Regions from separate parts of the Homo sapiens genome. Here region 2 is linked to region 1. Evidence: chromatin contacts called from ENCODE Hi-C or POLR2A ChIA-PET data. All regions are on one chromosome and are shown on one strand. Each heading gives the region's core, a stretch centred on a gene start or an enhancer-like site at or near the end of the contact. The rest is flanking DNA. Distances are from core to core; before and after follow the strand shown. Region 1 overlaps HDAC9 (histone deacetylase 9). Region 2 holds the start of POLR1F (RNA polymerase I subunit F).

Region 1 (3,104 bases), core at 214-2,713:
GCACTATTATTTTCCTCTTTTTATGGAGAAGGAAACTGATCCTTAGAGAACTGAAGGAACTTGCCCACAGCCAGACAGCTGAGAAATGGCAGGCTAAGGATGTGTACCCAGGTCGGCTAAATACAGAACCTGTGTTCTTTACCCCAGGAATGAAAACAGCCAAACACTGAACATACGTGTACCAGAGCTTGGGATGGCGGCTCACGGAATGATTTTTTCCATTAGTTGGAGTGTCTTTCGTTGCTGATTTACTCAGTAGGAACTCTTGAAGCTTCTGCTTTACTTCTGTACTTGCCACTGCCCCTGAAATACACACACACACACACACACACACACACACACATACACACACAGAAACAGATGTTGATGGTGAGTTTTGTCCTCTCATGCCTCTAGAATATTTGACAAAGATTAAGAAGTAAAATCGCTGGTCACAGCACATAAAGTTTTCCTATTAAAAGAAGAAACCACAGTCCAAATATGCTTTAGAAAATAGTACAGTAATGCTTTATAAATACTACTTAAATTGCAAATTTTCAAAAGACTTTCAGCTATTTCTTTAATTACTTTTGCAAAGAGGGAATTCCCAAAATCAACTTTTTTAAGTTTAAAAAATACTGCAGAGGAACAAAACACTGTATTTTAATAATCAAGTTATCTTGAGGGATTAGATCCATATTAAATCCCTTAAACACATTAAAATAATCTTTTCTGAGTTGCTAGTTTGAAAACCTTAGTTTTTAAAAAAACCCTTTGAGCATTAAACAAATAAATATTGCTGACAATTCCAGTTCAAGTCATCAAATTTTAAACTTTGCTACGACCTGATTTTGAACTGACCTAATACAGGGGAATTATTTGGATCTGTCTCCCTCTTGTGGATAGTTCTTTTGCATGTGTTATGTCTTAAATCTTCTCAAAGTTTGAGTATGCCAAAACTAAATGGAGGCAAGGCTTTACTTAGAGAGCAATTATTACTTGGCCAGGAGTAAGGAAGGCATAGTCAGGAGATGTGGATACAAGCTGATTATTAAACAAGATGGCATATATTAGACTGCTTTAGAATTACATTATTTTTAAGGTTCAAAACAACAGAAATCAGCACCTTTGCCAGATAATGTTACGTTTGCTTCTTGAGACGCTCTGCAGACTCAATGATGTGAGCTGGTATGTAAATGTCAAAACTTTACAGTTGGGTCTGTAATCTATGCTTTTAATTAAACACAGATAATTTTGACGAGTCTAACCGCACTCTTTATCAGGCTTTGTTCTGAATAATGATCAGCTAACGATGAGGAAAGAGAGTCCATCGTTTACCCTGGTGCCTCTTACTTTCTCGTCCTCTATCTTTGCCTCTGAGAGGAGGAAGCTGCTGTTCTCTGCGATGCCTCTCTACTTCCTGTTCTTGCCTCTGCTGCTCCAGTTTCTGCTCCTTTTCTAGGAGTTCTTGTTGCTGTTTTATGGCTAGAAGTTCCTGTTGCAACTTGCGAGAAGAGAAAGACATGAGAGTGTGCAATTTCTTTAGGCTTCATAGTCATCACTGACCAAAACTGAAATGTTATGAGCTTTTGGAACTTGTTTGTATTTAGTTCATATTTGTACCCACTTTTTCTGTAAATCATTGAAATCTAAGGACAAGCAACTAATGCAGTGAAGGTCTTAACGTCATCAACAGGCAAGTTTTAGGTAGCTCCATTATCTGTGCATCCCTATCAAAACTAACTGTTAAATTCACTCAGGTCTTCCCATTTCCTTTAATTAAATCTTTAGTTCCCTTAATGACTTTTCTTTGAACATACAAACAGGAAAAGGTAGGGACTGCCCAGAAGCCTATTTTACAAAGTCCCTCACATTATAAATGAACAACTGAAATCTTCCATTCTTAGCCTAAAAAATGGTGTAAAAATAATCAACGCAAATACAGAATGGTGAGATATTAAATTAATTTGGGGGAAGTTTACCTGAAGTAAACAAATGCTAAAAATTTCAAAATCTTACAGAGCAAGTTCTCAATAGACTAATGCAATGTATATATTCATAATATGTAGAATATATTATATACATATAGTCTCTCAAAATATCAAAATAGCAGAAGCTTTATTCTTTCATTCAGCACATAAAAGCTTTTAGATTAAAGACACTGGTCAAGAAGAAACCACTTCCACAAAACTTCATTTTAATGCACTATTGTTTAGCTTTCTGAATCCCTTGAATTCACTCTCAAACAATGAATGACATGAATATGATGCATTCTTGCACTCTTTTTTATTTTTATTTTTATTCTTGAGACAGGGTCTCACTCTGTTGCCCAGGCTGGATTGCAGTGGCACCATTATAGCTCACTGCAGCCTCAATCTCCTGGGCTCAAGCGATACTCCCACCTTAGCCTCTTAAGTTGCTAGGATTACAGGCATATACAACCACTCCTGGCTAATTTTTTAAAATTATCATTTTTAGTGGAGACAAAGTCTTGCCATGTTCCCCAGGCTAGTCTCAAACTCCTGGCCTCAAGTGATGCTCCAACCTTGGCCTCTCTAACTGCCGGGATTACGGGTGTGAGCCACCTTGCCCAGCCTGAAGCATTCTTTTTTAATAGCCATCTTGAGATGTCTATTTCCACTCAGACTGAGAAATATATATCTATGAACTATAGTAAATGTGCACACTGAGGAGTAACTAAAGACCTTGAGTTCTCCTTAGGTTCTGACATTAGTAGATATGAAATCCGGACAAGTTACTAAACTACTCGGAGCCATACTTCCTCATATGTAAGAGAGAGAATATCTCTCTTCAGCCGCATATTCATAACGTACATAAAATTTAGTTTTTAAGTTTGAACCCTACTGATTTTAATTATTATTATTATAGGTTGGGCATCCCTAATCTGAAAATCCAAAATCCTAAATGCTCCAGCATCTGAAATAGTTTGAGCACTGACATGATGCCACAAGTGGAGAATTCCATACCTGACCTCATGTGATGAGTTCCAGTCAAAATGCAGGCACACAGCACAAAGTTTAGTCAGCTTCACCATGGGAAAAAAGACCCTTCCAGCCCCCTTTCAGCTGCAATATATTTTTTTCACACACGCCCAGATTCCCCCA
Region 2 (3,139 bases), core at 345-2,844, 1.1 Mb before region 1:
TCATCTCATGCTGAGTTTGCAGTTATTTAAGGAATATTAAAGAAAATGCCTTTTATTTATCTTGTTTGACCCTCCTATCATCTCTCTAAGGTAGCAGGGCAAGTATTATTTTTCGTATTTTACAAGTCAGAAATCAGGTTTAGAGAGGCTAAGAGGCTTTTTGCAGTATTTAGGAGATGAGGGAGTATGTTAATACTCACATCACTGCTATACATTTCTCTTGGCACTTATCCAGCATAACCTGTTATATGTTTATGTTTAGATCCCACTTCCACTTAGGCTGTGAGCTCTTTATCACTTATTATTTATTAACTCACTATCAGGTTATTCATTCAAGATGTATTGGTTGGGTTTTTCTTGGTTTCGTTTCTTTGGAGGAGGGATAAATTGTGGGGGGCTACTGTAGTGAACAATACAGATATTATGGTCCCCACTTTAGTGAGTGTAGGAATCTATTGATGGAACAGGCAAGCAAAGACAGTTAATAAAAAATTAACATAAAAACCAACATAGATGGGTAACTACCTAATCCTTATAGAGAAAGAGGAGTGGGGTGCTTGAAAACTCTTTGCAAAGGTATAGAATGTAAAATCTAAGCTAGAAATTCATACATGAGTAGAATTTACCCTTGTGAAAAATGCTATTATATTCCCTGGTGGAAGGAACAGCGTGAGACTGCACAAAGAGAGACCTGAAAGTAGATCAAGCAGCATGATAATATTAGGGTGGGGAGTGTGACAAATGAAGCTGAAGAGAGAGGCTGTGTGCCCACGCAGATCACAAAATGGCCTTGTAACTTATAAGCCATTTTCATGAGTTTGTGTTGTCCTAGAGAAAATGGGGTGCCTATGTAGGGCTTAAACAGGGCACAACACGATCATATGTATTTCAGGGAAGATCTGGCTGCCCCAGAGTGTCCTCCTGACCATTGAGCTAGGCTTCCACAGGCAGGGAGTCCTGCGGTTTTGGCGGCAGGGAAAGAGAATAGTGTCCAAATAGAATGATATTTCCACTTTGGGCAATACAGGTCTTCAGGCTGATTTGATACTTGGGGATACAAAAGAGGATCCGAGGCTGACAGCTTGGCTGTATGATTCCCTGATTTAGCAGTTGCATAATGAGAAGAGAAGCGGGACAGGAGAGAACTAGTGGGTTCGTTTTCAGATGCGTTGCATTACAATTATCAGGCCTGCTTAGGATTCCGTGTACTGCATAAAATATACTCCATAAATATTTTGATTTTTTATTGTACAGTCCAAGCCTGTAAAATTCTACCAAACCCACCTCACTACTGGAAATGATCAAAGTGAGAACCCCCATTTTTAAGCTACCTACTTAATCCAATAAGCCTCTGTGCGAAAACACACATTTGCCTGCCCTTAAAAGAGCAGTCGGTTGGCTTTCCTGCGTGCTCAATGCATTTCCGAGGCTCTAAGCTCCCGTTCTCGAAGCGCGAAAACGCGGTTCCCCCTGCTGGTCAGGGCTGCGTAATGCAGCGAAAAGAGGGGAAATTCCTAGGGGCGTGGTCGTTGGTGGATGGCGTAAAACGAGCGCCGGGGACATGGGATTGTGCTTGCGTCAACGGCGCGCGCCGTGGGAACCTTGACAAGCAGCATGGCTGCAGGTTGCTCAGAGGCGCCGCGGCCAGCGGCGGCTTCTGATGGGTCTCTGGTAGGGCAGGCTGGCGTCCTGCCTTGCCTAGAGTTGCCGACTTATGCCGCTGCTTGTGCGCTGGTGAACAGTCGCTACTCATGCCTGGTGGCCGGGCCGCACCAAAGGCACATCGCGCTGTCGCCCCGCTACCTTAACAGGAAACGCACCGGCATTCGAGAACAGCTTGATGCGGAGCTCCTTCGCTATTCTGAGAGGTACCGATCTCTTTGCCTGTTCCTTCTTTTGTGCACGGGAAGTAAAGCAGGTGGATGTGCTGACGACGCAGCAGAAAGGGGCAAATGGCAAAGGTCGCATTGCCCCCCAGAGCTTAGCCCCCTGGATTTCTAGAGTCGCGATCCGTCCCTCAAGGCCAGTACCGCTCTGGTAAAGATCTATACAGGGTCCCTTTCATAGATAGAGAAGAAAACTTAAAGATGAAGTTCAGGTGTGGGCGGAGGGAGTGGAGATTCTTGCTCCAGAACCCTGGTGTAGGGGTAGGAAAAGACCAGGGATCTGGAGACCTAGTAGGCCCAGTTCTGTTTGGCATTCAACGTTTCATTTATCCCCTTACGGATGATGCTTTCTCATTTGACGATAAAAATCTGGTTTGCAGTGCTTGAGTAGATTCTCATTCCATAGAAGATAGCATACGAAGCATTAGTACAACCGTTCTATTTGTAAAACATGAAGGACCTTTTTTGTTGTTGGATTTCGCTCTGGTAATTTCCCCATTTTCTCTTCTCTTGGACCTGATCTGGGGATTATGAAAATGCCATTAGTTTAGCGGGATTTTGTTGTTTTTAAGAAGATTTATTCAGTCGAACTAGTGAGCCTGTTGCTTTGGGGAGAGAAAAAACCAAAACGTATGCATTTATATTACGGTATTCAAAAGTGACTTGAAAACTTAGAATTACAGAGGTGTGGGGCGGGGGGCGCGGGCATGTGCTTGAGTATTCCTCTGGACTATACTTTGGTTTAAAAGCGGGGTTCTAAAACTAGAGGGAATGGATTCTCTAGGGATTCATGATTGCCCTTCAGGAATTCCTATGTGAAGTTCCTTGGGCACTGCATCGGAAGTTTTTATCAGTTTCTTAAGGGATCCTGGACCTCCACCCATGTCTAGAATCTGCAGATTCTTCCAAGCACCAATATACACTTCTTGTATGTTTATATTACATACCGAACACTTGAGATACAAAAACAAAAAATAAAATCTCTGTTTCAAGGAGCTTTAAGCTGTAGGAGAGATACAAATACAAGCCAATAAATAGTAAAGTGTTAAAATTTGACAGAAATCTAATAAGATAAGGAGTGTAGAATTTGGATCTTGGGACCTTTGAGAACAACTTGATTGAAGAGGGTACTTTAACATGGTAACATTCCAGGCAAAGAGAGTGGCATAAACAAACGGATACTGGATGTGAACTGGTATGCTTTGCCCAGAGAACTGTATCTATTATATAAGTAGAATAAGGTTTATGTCAGG

The links. A loop is a pair of places that touch in the nucleus more often than their neighbours do. ChIA-PET counts read pairs that join two places held with the same protein, here RNA polymerase II (POLR2A). Pooled maps may share reads with other maps.
Region 2: a loop to region 1 is called in a pooled map, with 3 times the contacts of the local background. The contact joins the promoter of POLR1F here to the enhancer-like site in region 1. A Hi-C loop is called at or near these places in 1 of 168 maps with a recorded cell type or tissue (sciatic nerve) and 1 of 50 pooled maps. POLR2A ChIA-PET finds 5 or more read pairs at or near these places in 1 of 52 experiments (Panc1).

The regions. Positions count from the first base shown.
Region 1 is chr7:18,588,715-18,591,818 of GRCh38, reverse strand. It overlaps HDAC9 (histone deacetylase 9), which reads right to left. Exons shown (of 26, transcript NM_178425.4): 4 at 1,333-1,483; 5 at 177-303. Among named protein-coding and RNA genes, the nearest start is that of HDAC9, 95 kb to the right of the region's middle. Within about 2 kb of position 1,463, at least 2 of the 41 ENCODE cell types and tissues checked have a DNase peak (open chromatin) inside an H3K27ac peak, as active enhancers do.
Region 2 is chr7:19,707,492-19,710,630 of GRCh38, reverse strand. POLR1F (RNA polymerase I subunit F) reads left to right here and starts at 1,594. Exons shown (of 4, transcript NM_001002926.2): 1 at 1,594-1,868. The coding sequence starts at 1,615. RefSeq lists enhancers at 1,442-1,721, 1,263-1,865, 1,832-1,901, 1,866-2,470.